Regions from separate parts of the Homo sapiens genome. Here region 1 is linked to region 2. A link is an interaction called in ENCODE POLR2A ChIA-PET data of the cell type or tissue named here. Cell type or tissue: OCI-LY7. All regions are shown on one strand. Region 1 overlaps TCTN1 (tectonic family member 1). Region 2 has its middle 16 kb from the start of HVCN1.

Region 1 (4,000 bases), 58 kb before region 2:
TTAAGTGAGGTAACATTTATGTGGCCCTGGGCATGGTGCCTAGTGGTCCATAAATGGGAACCTCTGTGATCCTCATCCTGTTGCTACCATCATTGTGATTGCTGGTGTCCCCCGAGCCCTCTCCAGGCATCTCATGACACGATAGACGAATGTTGAGTCCTGTATCAAAGACTGAGACTGACTTCCGTGCATGTGGCTCTCCCACCCATTGTCCCCTGTTCTACACAGGCAGCCCACACCTGAGAGTTTTCACTGCCACAGTTCCTCACAGAGTTGAATGGAAGTTGACAATCCTACAGATAGGTTCCCGGTCACACATGATGCTTCTGCCCACCTTTTTCTTTTGTCTTAGCAGTCAGCGTGTGGGCCGGCCCTGGCCCAGGGGCGTGCTCTCCATCTTAGCCTGTAATTGCCCAGCTTGTTCTTGTCACGCTTTCTTCAGACCTCTCATTATCCGCTCCGAATATTTCTAGCATGGGCATAACGGGGGTGAGGACTGCTCACTTCTCTGATCCGCCCTCCCACCGAGGCCAGCAGAGACCCGGGATTACTCAGTCCCTGCCGTTCCACTGCGAAGTCTTGACTCAACTCTCCCACCAGAACCAGGCACATCGCTTCTGGCTTCTTGGCCATGGGTGAAGATGTGCAGTTATTACTCCTCCTCAGAAGGGAAGACATGGGTTGGGAGGAGAGGCAGCAGTGCGCACATGGCACCGTCAGGGTCTGTGCTGATCCTGGGTGCTCAGAGGGCCTGCAGCAGCAGGTTTTGTACCAACTCTGCCGGCAACCCAGGTAGAGGCAGGCACGAGCACCTGCTAAACTCAGTTTCCACCAGCTGCATGCTGCATTGTCTCCTAAGAACAGGGTATTCGAGAGGATTGTTCAGTCTGCATGGTTTTTAAAGGCGGTTCCAAGCTAAGGAATTCCATCAGTGCTTTTTTCGCAGCCACCAAATTTAGCAGGCCTGTGAGGTTTTCATATCCTGAAGAGATGTATTTTAAAGCTTTTTTTTTTTAATGAAAAAATGTCAGACACACACAAAAGTAGAATAGTACCATGGAGTCCCCACGTACCCAGCCTGCAGCTTCAACAGTTACCACATTTGCCAACCGGAGAGACTGCCAAGGCAGGAAAAAGCCCTGGAAAGCCCACGGCCCCTTTTTCCCTTGGGTCAGAGGCCTTAGAGCTGGCTGCCAAAGCAGCCAACCAAAGGGGCAGCTCAGCTCCTTCGTGGCACCAGCAGTGTTCCTGATGCAGTTGAAGAGTTGATGTCTTTGACAACATACGGACACTGCCTGGATTACCTAGATGTCACATCTTAATTGCCAATTGATGAAATTAGGTAAATGAAAAGAAAGCACTTAAATTTCCCCTTAGAGCATTTTAACATGACATGCAATCAGGTTTTGTCTGCTAATAATTATTTCTCCCCCTCCATCCCTCCCACCAGTTTCTTTCCTGAAGTCTGTGAGGCCGCTATAAACAGGTAGATGAAGTTAGAGCAGTTATGGCCCTAAATGGTCCACAGTTGGGTATTGGCACTACCGCAGTTTCAGGTGATGTCGGCATTTTTAGAAATAGGAGGAGATGGAAAAATTACGCTTCAGCTGTTAAAAATATTTTTGGGGCATTGAGTTACTTTAAAACACGTATATTCTCTAAGCTGTTTTTATCTGAACTTGTAGAGTCTATTCATTTTCTTGTTCAGAACATTTTGTAATATGTGAAACCTTTTATAATTAAAACTCTGAACTGCAGATTAAGTCTGACTTGCAGTTTTGTAAGATTCTAATGGATTAACAGCATTTTGTTTTGCAGGATTCCTGCCAGCTCCCAGGGGCTTTGGTTATAGAAGTGAAGTGGACTAAATACGGATCCCTGCTGAATCCACAGGCCAAAATAGTCAATGTAACTGCAAATCTAATTTCATCCTCCTTTCCTGAGGTAGGCCTAACCTAGTTTAAAGGCATAGGTTAAGACAGAAGTCTAGACACAACTCAAGTGTGGTAGGTGACAGGTATTACTTTGTGAAAAAGATTATAATTTAAACCATGGGGGTTCATAAAATATTTCAGCAGTCATTCTTAGAAACACTGACGATGGTTCTACTTACATTAGCATTCTGGTTCAGATTGGATCTTTAAAATTCTCATGAAAATTATGATATTCACGTGTTAATCAGACACCCTGGTAAAATTGTTTCTCTCATCCAAGTTAATGGCCAATTAGTGCTCCAGGACCTATCAGATTCATGAACTGACAGTAGTTGGGTGAGGAAGAGAATGAAAAGTGTCTCATTGTTGTCATTCTGGGAGCACACTGGAGGGTGGGCCTTGCATCTCTCTGTTTATTACAGGCCAACTCAGGAAATGAAAGGACGATTCTTATTTCCACTGCGGTTACTTTTGTGGATGTGTCTGCACCTGCAGAGGCAGGCTTCAGAGCTCCACCAGCCATCAATGCCAGGCTGCCCTTTAACTTCTTCTTCCCGTTTGTTTGACGTAAGTGAGGAAACTACGCCCCTCCTCTGAGGTCATCCCCTTTGGAAAGTGTGCACGTGGGGCTAGAAGTCCCTAGGGGATACTGCATTTTATACTTTTTGAGGGTCTCGCTTTGTTGCCCAGGCTGGAGTGCAGTGGTGTGATCATGGCTCACTGCAGCCTTGACCTCCTGGGCTCAAGCAATCCACCCACCTCAGCCTCCTAATAGCTGGGACTACAGGTGCACACCACAACACCTGGCTAATTTTAATATAGTTTGTAGAGATGGGGTCTTGCTGTGTTGACCAGGCTGGTCTCAAACTCCTGGGCTCAGGTGCTCCTCCTGCCTCGGCCTCTGAAAGTGCTGGGATTACAGGTGTGAGCCACCATGCCTAGCCTTATTATACTTCTAACCTTTGAGGTTGCCTCCAAACCAGCACACTGCCCTTCTCCACTCCCTTCCTGCCTTTTTTCCTTTTGGAAATGTTATTCTATCTGACTTTTGAATGGGGAATATGCTTAACACATAGGTCATAGATGATAGAACCCAAAAAGTCTTTGGGGAGATGGTAAAGAACATGAACAGGACTTGAAGCAGCAGAGGCAAGGGGGATTTGGCCAGTTCATTCATCCCCTGCTTTGAGTTATTTATTTTAAAAATACTCAGTTCAGGTTTTTTCCTTTTTGGGTCCGGTTGAAATGAGTACAAAAAAATAGCAAAATATTAGATAAAATCATGCGAGAAGAGCACACAGCCCTTACAAGGGGATCTTCCCCCAAATACCTTGTTAATTATAGTGGAGTCTTGGGTCTAATTGCCATTTCTGCACCAGGCACTGTAGCTAGCTTGCTCTCCGACTGGCAGGCTGGTATGGGTGCCACAGAGGAAAGAATACAGTAGGAGGGTCCAGGGAAAAGAGAGAGTTTATTTTATACAGTAGTTGTTTTATTTTATACAGTAGTTGTACAGTAATTGAGGAAAAATGTTGTCAGGTGGCAGAAAACAATGGAGCCACCTAGAAGCTGGCTGATGCAGCTGGGGCACACAGAGGAGGGGCCTGGGTACCCCTTTTGGGGAAACTGAGACGAAGCTATTTAGAACAGCTTGAAAATAAGAGACTTTTCTAGAATGGGGTGGCAGCTAAAGTAGCTTCTTTTTCTTTCTTTCAGAATGCTCAGATGCATCAGTTCCTTAATATACACGTGAAATTTGAAAACTGTACATTCGGTGAGATTAAATTTTATATACAACTAGCAATTGTCCAGCTTTGTTGCTCATTTTCAATTAAGGCTAAAGTGTTCAACATGAGAAAATGTGATACATTTGATACAGTGTGGGGTGGGAGTGGATGGGCAGCTCTTGGTGGTACTGGACCTTCCACAAGGCTGTGTCCACCCAGAATCCATGCTGGCAGGAGGGAGGCAGAGGTATCAAACCAAACCTCTCACCAAGCGGCCCAGGAGGGGCAGCTGTTCCTCTCGTGACAGCACAGGCCCATGAGACAGTGTCTTCTTTTTGA
Region 2 (4,000 bases):
GCCCAGCAATTTTTGTATTTTTAGTAGAGTCAGGGTTTCACCATGTTGGCTAGGCTGGTCTTGAACTCCTGACCTCAAGTGATCCTCCTGCCTTGGCCTCCCAAAGTTCTGGGATTACAGGTGTGAGCCACCGCACCAGGCCCAGTAAACTATTTTAAAAAATGCAAGGCTTGGTGCAGTGGCTCCCAGCGCTTTGGGAGGATCATTTGAGCCCGGGAGTTTGAGACCAGCCTGGGCAACATAGTAAGGTCATGTCTCTACCAAAAAAAAAAAAAAAAAAAAAAATTAAAAATTAGCTGGATGTGCTCTGGTGCATGCTTGTAGTCCCAGCTACTTGAGAGGCTGAGGTGGGAGGATTGCCTGAGCCCTGAGGGTTGAGGCTGCAATGAGCTGTGATCCCACCACTGCCCTCCAGCTTAGAAGACAGAGTGAGATCCTGACTCTAAAAAAAAAGGAAAAAAAATTAAAAATTAAAAAAAATTTAAAAAATCATCTTGTGGCGATCCAAGCAGAAATATTTATACATAAAATGGTATCTAAGACTTCAAAATAACCATATTGGGCGAGTGCCGTGGAGATGAAACAAATTTGGCTCCAACTTGATGCCTGCTAAGGCTGAATGATAGGTATGTGGGGCTTCAGAAGTACTCTTCTACTTGTGTATATATTTGATTCTTTTTCAGAGTTAAAACAAATAAAAACGACCGCCCCACTTTGTTTATTTATTTATTTCCCCCCGCCTCTCTCTTTTTTTTTTGAGACAGAGTTTCACCTCATCGCCTAGGCTGGAGTGCAATGGCATGATCTCGGCTCACTGCAACCTCTGCCTCCCAGGTTCAAGCGATTCTCGTGTCTCAGCCTCCCAAGTAGCTGGGATTATAGGCGTGCGCCACCATGCCTGGCTAATTTTTGTATTTTTAGTAGAGATGGGGTTTCACTATGTTGGCCAGGCTTCTCTCGAACTCCTAGCCTCATGTGATCTGCCCACCTCGGCCTCCCAAAGTACTGGGATTACAGGTGTGAGTCATCACGCCTGGCCTATTTTTCTCTTTTTTAAAATGTATTGTTTCTCTTATTAAAAATTTTTTGGGACCTCTCCAGTTTGATTGACAATTTGACTGCATGAAATTTATCCAACAGAGATCACCTAAGTTGAACATGTGTACGCCTAAGTATGGGCCAGGATATTCCCTCTGGCATGATTTATAGTAGCAAACAAGGGCAAACAACCTAAAAGTCCGTCCATGGGGGGTGGTTAAATAAATGATGGTAAAGCCATACAAAGGAATATTGTGTGGCTCTTAAGAAGAAGGTAGCAATATGTACACATAATACAGAATAATCCCCAAGATTTATTATTTAGTATAGGTTAATATACTCACTTAAATAGAAATGTAGAAGTGTATACAAAAAATAGTGTGGGCCAGGCATGGTGGCTCACGCCTGTAATCACAACACTTTGGGAGGCTGATGCGGGCAGATTGCTTAAGCCCAGGAGTTTGAGACCAGCCTGGGGCAACATAGCAAGACCCTGTCTCTACCAATAATTAAAAAAAAAAAAAATTAGCCAGGTGTGGTAGTGCGTGCCTGTGGTCCCAGCTACTTGAGAGGCTGAGACGGGAGGATCACTTGAGGCCAGGAGTTGGAAGCTGCCGTGAACTATGATTGTGCCACTGCACTATAGCCTGGGCATCAGAGTGAGACCCTGCCTCTAAAAAGAATAAAGTTAAAAAACAAAAATAGAACACACCTCCCCAGGTAAACAAATGCAGGGGTAGTAGCTAAAGCACTGTCACTGTAAATGAACAGCCACACCTGGTGACTAGTAGGCCCCCAGGTATCCCCCTGGGCTGGGTTTCAGGGATGGGGCCCTGCCATTCCTTCTGGCACAATCCTAGAGCTGGCCTAGGGTCCACTGAGCTCACTTGCCTCTTTTGGCCCCGATGCAGTGGGCACTTCTCCACCTGCACATGTTCACCTCCAGGAGGCAGGCTGGGAAAGAAGCTTGTTACAAAGAACAAACGTTTCCAGGTAAACACTGTCAGCTGTGATGGCATAAAACAGGTCCCCATGTCTGATCATACGGTTTTTTTTCCCCACACACGTTTTTTCTATTGTACTTTTGGCTTCACGCTTCTCTATTTTCAATGAAGTGAAGAAGAACCTTATTTCAATAAGCTTTTTGAAAAATTAGAATCAGGGGCTGAGTTGAAAGAATAGAATGAAATAGAGCTCTACAATGTATTAATATGGGAAATCTACAAGATACAGTAAGTAATGAAAACAATGACTCGATGTCATTTGTTAGGAAGATAGGTACTTATACACGCTGGCACAAAAAACAAACAGGGACAGTTTCCTCTGGGGAGGGATCAGGGGCAAAGGGACAATTTAATTTCACATTTTAAAGTGTCTGCATTTTTGTTTTAAAAGACTGTTTTCCAGCCTGGGCAACATGGAGAGACCCTCACCTCAGGTTCGGGAGGCTGAGGTGGGGGGATTGCTTGAGCCTGGGAGGTTGAGGCTGCAGTGAGTCGTGATTGCACCACTGCACTCCAAGCCTGCGCAACAGAGCAAGACACTGTCTCAAAAAAAAAAAAAAAATTGTTTACAGTGCTTTTATGTTCATGGCAAAATTGAAAGGAAGGTACAGAGATTTCTCATATACCCTTTGCCCCCACTCCATGCATAGGAGTATTTGGATCTTTAAACCATGATTTACATGCTATAACATTTATTAAAAAATTAATTTAAAATGTTAAAATATGCTAAAAGAAAAGAAAAGAATCTGGGAGGCTGAGGTGGGAGGGTAGGAGGATCGCTTGACATCAAGGCTACCGTGAGCTGTGAGTGCACCAGGGCAATCCAGCCTGGGAGACAGAGTGAGACCCTGTTTCAAAAAGAACCAGTAATTGATTTGTTGACTGCATGAAATTACTTTCCTGGCTGGGCGCGGTGGCTCACGCCTGTAATCCCAGCACTTTGGGAGGCCGAGGCAGGTGGATCATGAGGTCAGGAGATCAAGACCATCCTGGCTAACACGGTGAAACCATGTCTCTACTAAAAACACAAAAAATTAGCCAGGCGTGATGGAGGGCGCCTGTAGTCCCAGCTACTCGGGAGGCTGAGGCAGGAGAATGGCATGAACCTGGGAGGCGGAGCTTGCAGTGAGCCGAGATCGTGCCACTGCACTCCAGCCTGGGTGACAGCGAGACTCTGCCTCAAAAAAAAAAAAAAAAAAAAAAAAAGGAAAAAAAGAAATTACTTTTCCTTCAGTTTCCTAGTTGGCTCTGTGTTACTTCTGGAAAGCTTGTGGATCTCTGTGGAACAGAATTTCCTAACTGTGCTTTTAGCAAACTATCAGCTACATGATGGTAGGGGGATGGAGTTCTTGTTTTGTTGTTACTGTGTTTTACACCTTTCATCAGTGCTACCTGGATTTGGTGGCAGGAAATAGTCAAACAATAAAAATAATACCTAATATTTGCTGCCTATTATGTGTCTGGGTTCTTTCCATGTACTAATTTATTTAGTCTCAGAGTAACCATTGATATAGATGCTGCTATCCCTATTTTTTTATTATTATTATACTTTAAGTTCTAGGGTACATGTGCACAATGTGCAGGTTTGTTACATAGGTATACATGTGCCATGTTGGCTTGCTGCACCCATCAACTCGACATTTACATTAGGTATTTCTCCTAATGCTATCCCTCCCCCAACCCCCCACCCCCCGACAGGCCCCTGTGTGTGATGTTCCCCACCCTGTGTCCATGTGTTCTCATTGTTCAACTCCCACTTACGAGTGAGAACATGCAATGTTTGGTTTTCTGTTCCTGTGTTAGTTTGTTGAGAATGATGGTTTCCAGATTCATCCATGTCCCTTCAAAGGACATGAACTCATCCTTTTTATGGCTGCATAGCATTCCATGGTGTATATGTGCCACATTTTCTTAATCCAGTCTATCATTGATGAACATTTGGGTTGGTTCCAAGTCTT

Evidence for each region. Peaks named below come from ENCODE experiments on the same cell type or tissue, not always from the same donor. Only the 100,000 strongest peaks of a DNase experiment are listed, where the experiment ranks them.
Region 1: POLR2A ChIA-PET joins it to region 2 with 6 read pairs; 5 of 35 experiments call an interaction of 5 or more read pairs at or near these places.

The regions. Positions count from the first base shown.
Region 1 is chr12:110,645,393-110,649,392 of GRCh38, forward strand. It overlaps TCTN1 (tectonic family member 1), which reads left to right. Exons shown (of 15, transcript NM_001082538.3): 13 at 1,804-1,944; 14 at 2,357-2,501; 15 at 3,651-4,000. The coding sequence ends at 2,500. HVCN1 (hydrogen voltage gated channel 1) reads right to left here. Exons shown (of 8, transcript NM_032369.4): 8 at 3,294-4,000. Among named protein-coding and RNA genes, the nearest start is that of TCTN1, 33 kb to the left of the region's middle. RefSeq lists an enhancer at 2,612-2,671. In OCI-LY7, no CTCF peak of the experiment used is centred here; a DNase peak (open chromatin) is centred at 2,459; H3K4me3 peaks cover 755 bases; H3K27ac peaks cover 1,382 bases.
Region 2 is chr12:110,702,946-110,706,945 of GRCh38, forward strand. It overlaps a transcript of HVCN1 not described here. Among named protein-coding and RNA genes, the nearest start is that of HVCN1, 16 kb to the left of the region's middle. In OCI-LY7, a CTCF peak has its summit at 1,977 (motif pointing right); a DNase peak (open chromatin) is centred at 1,986.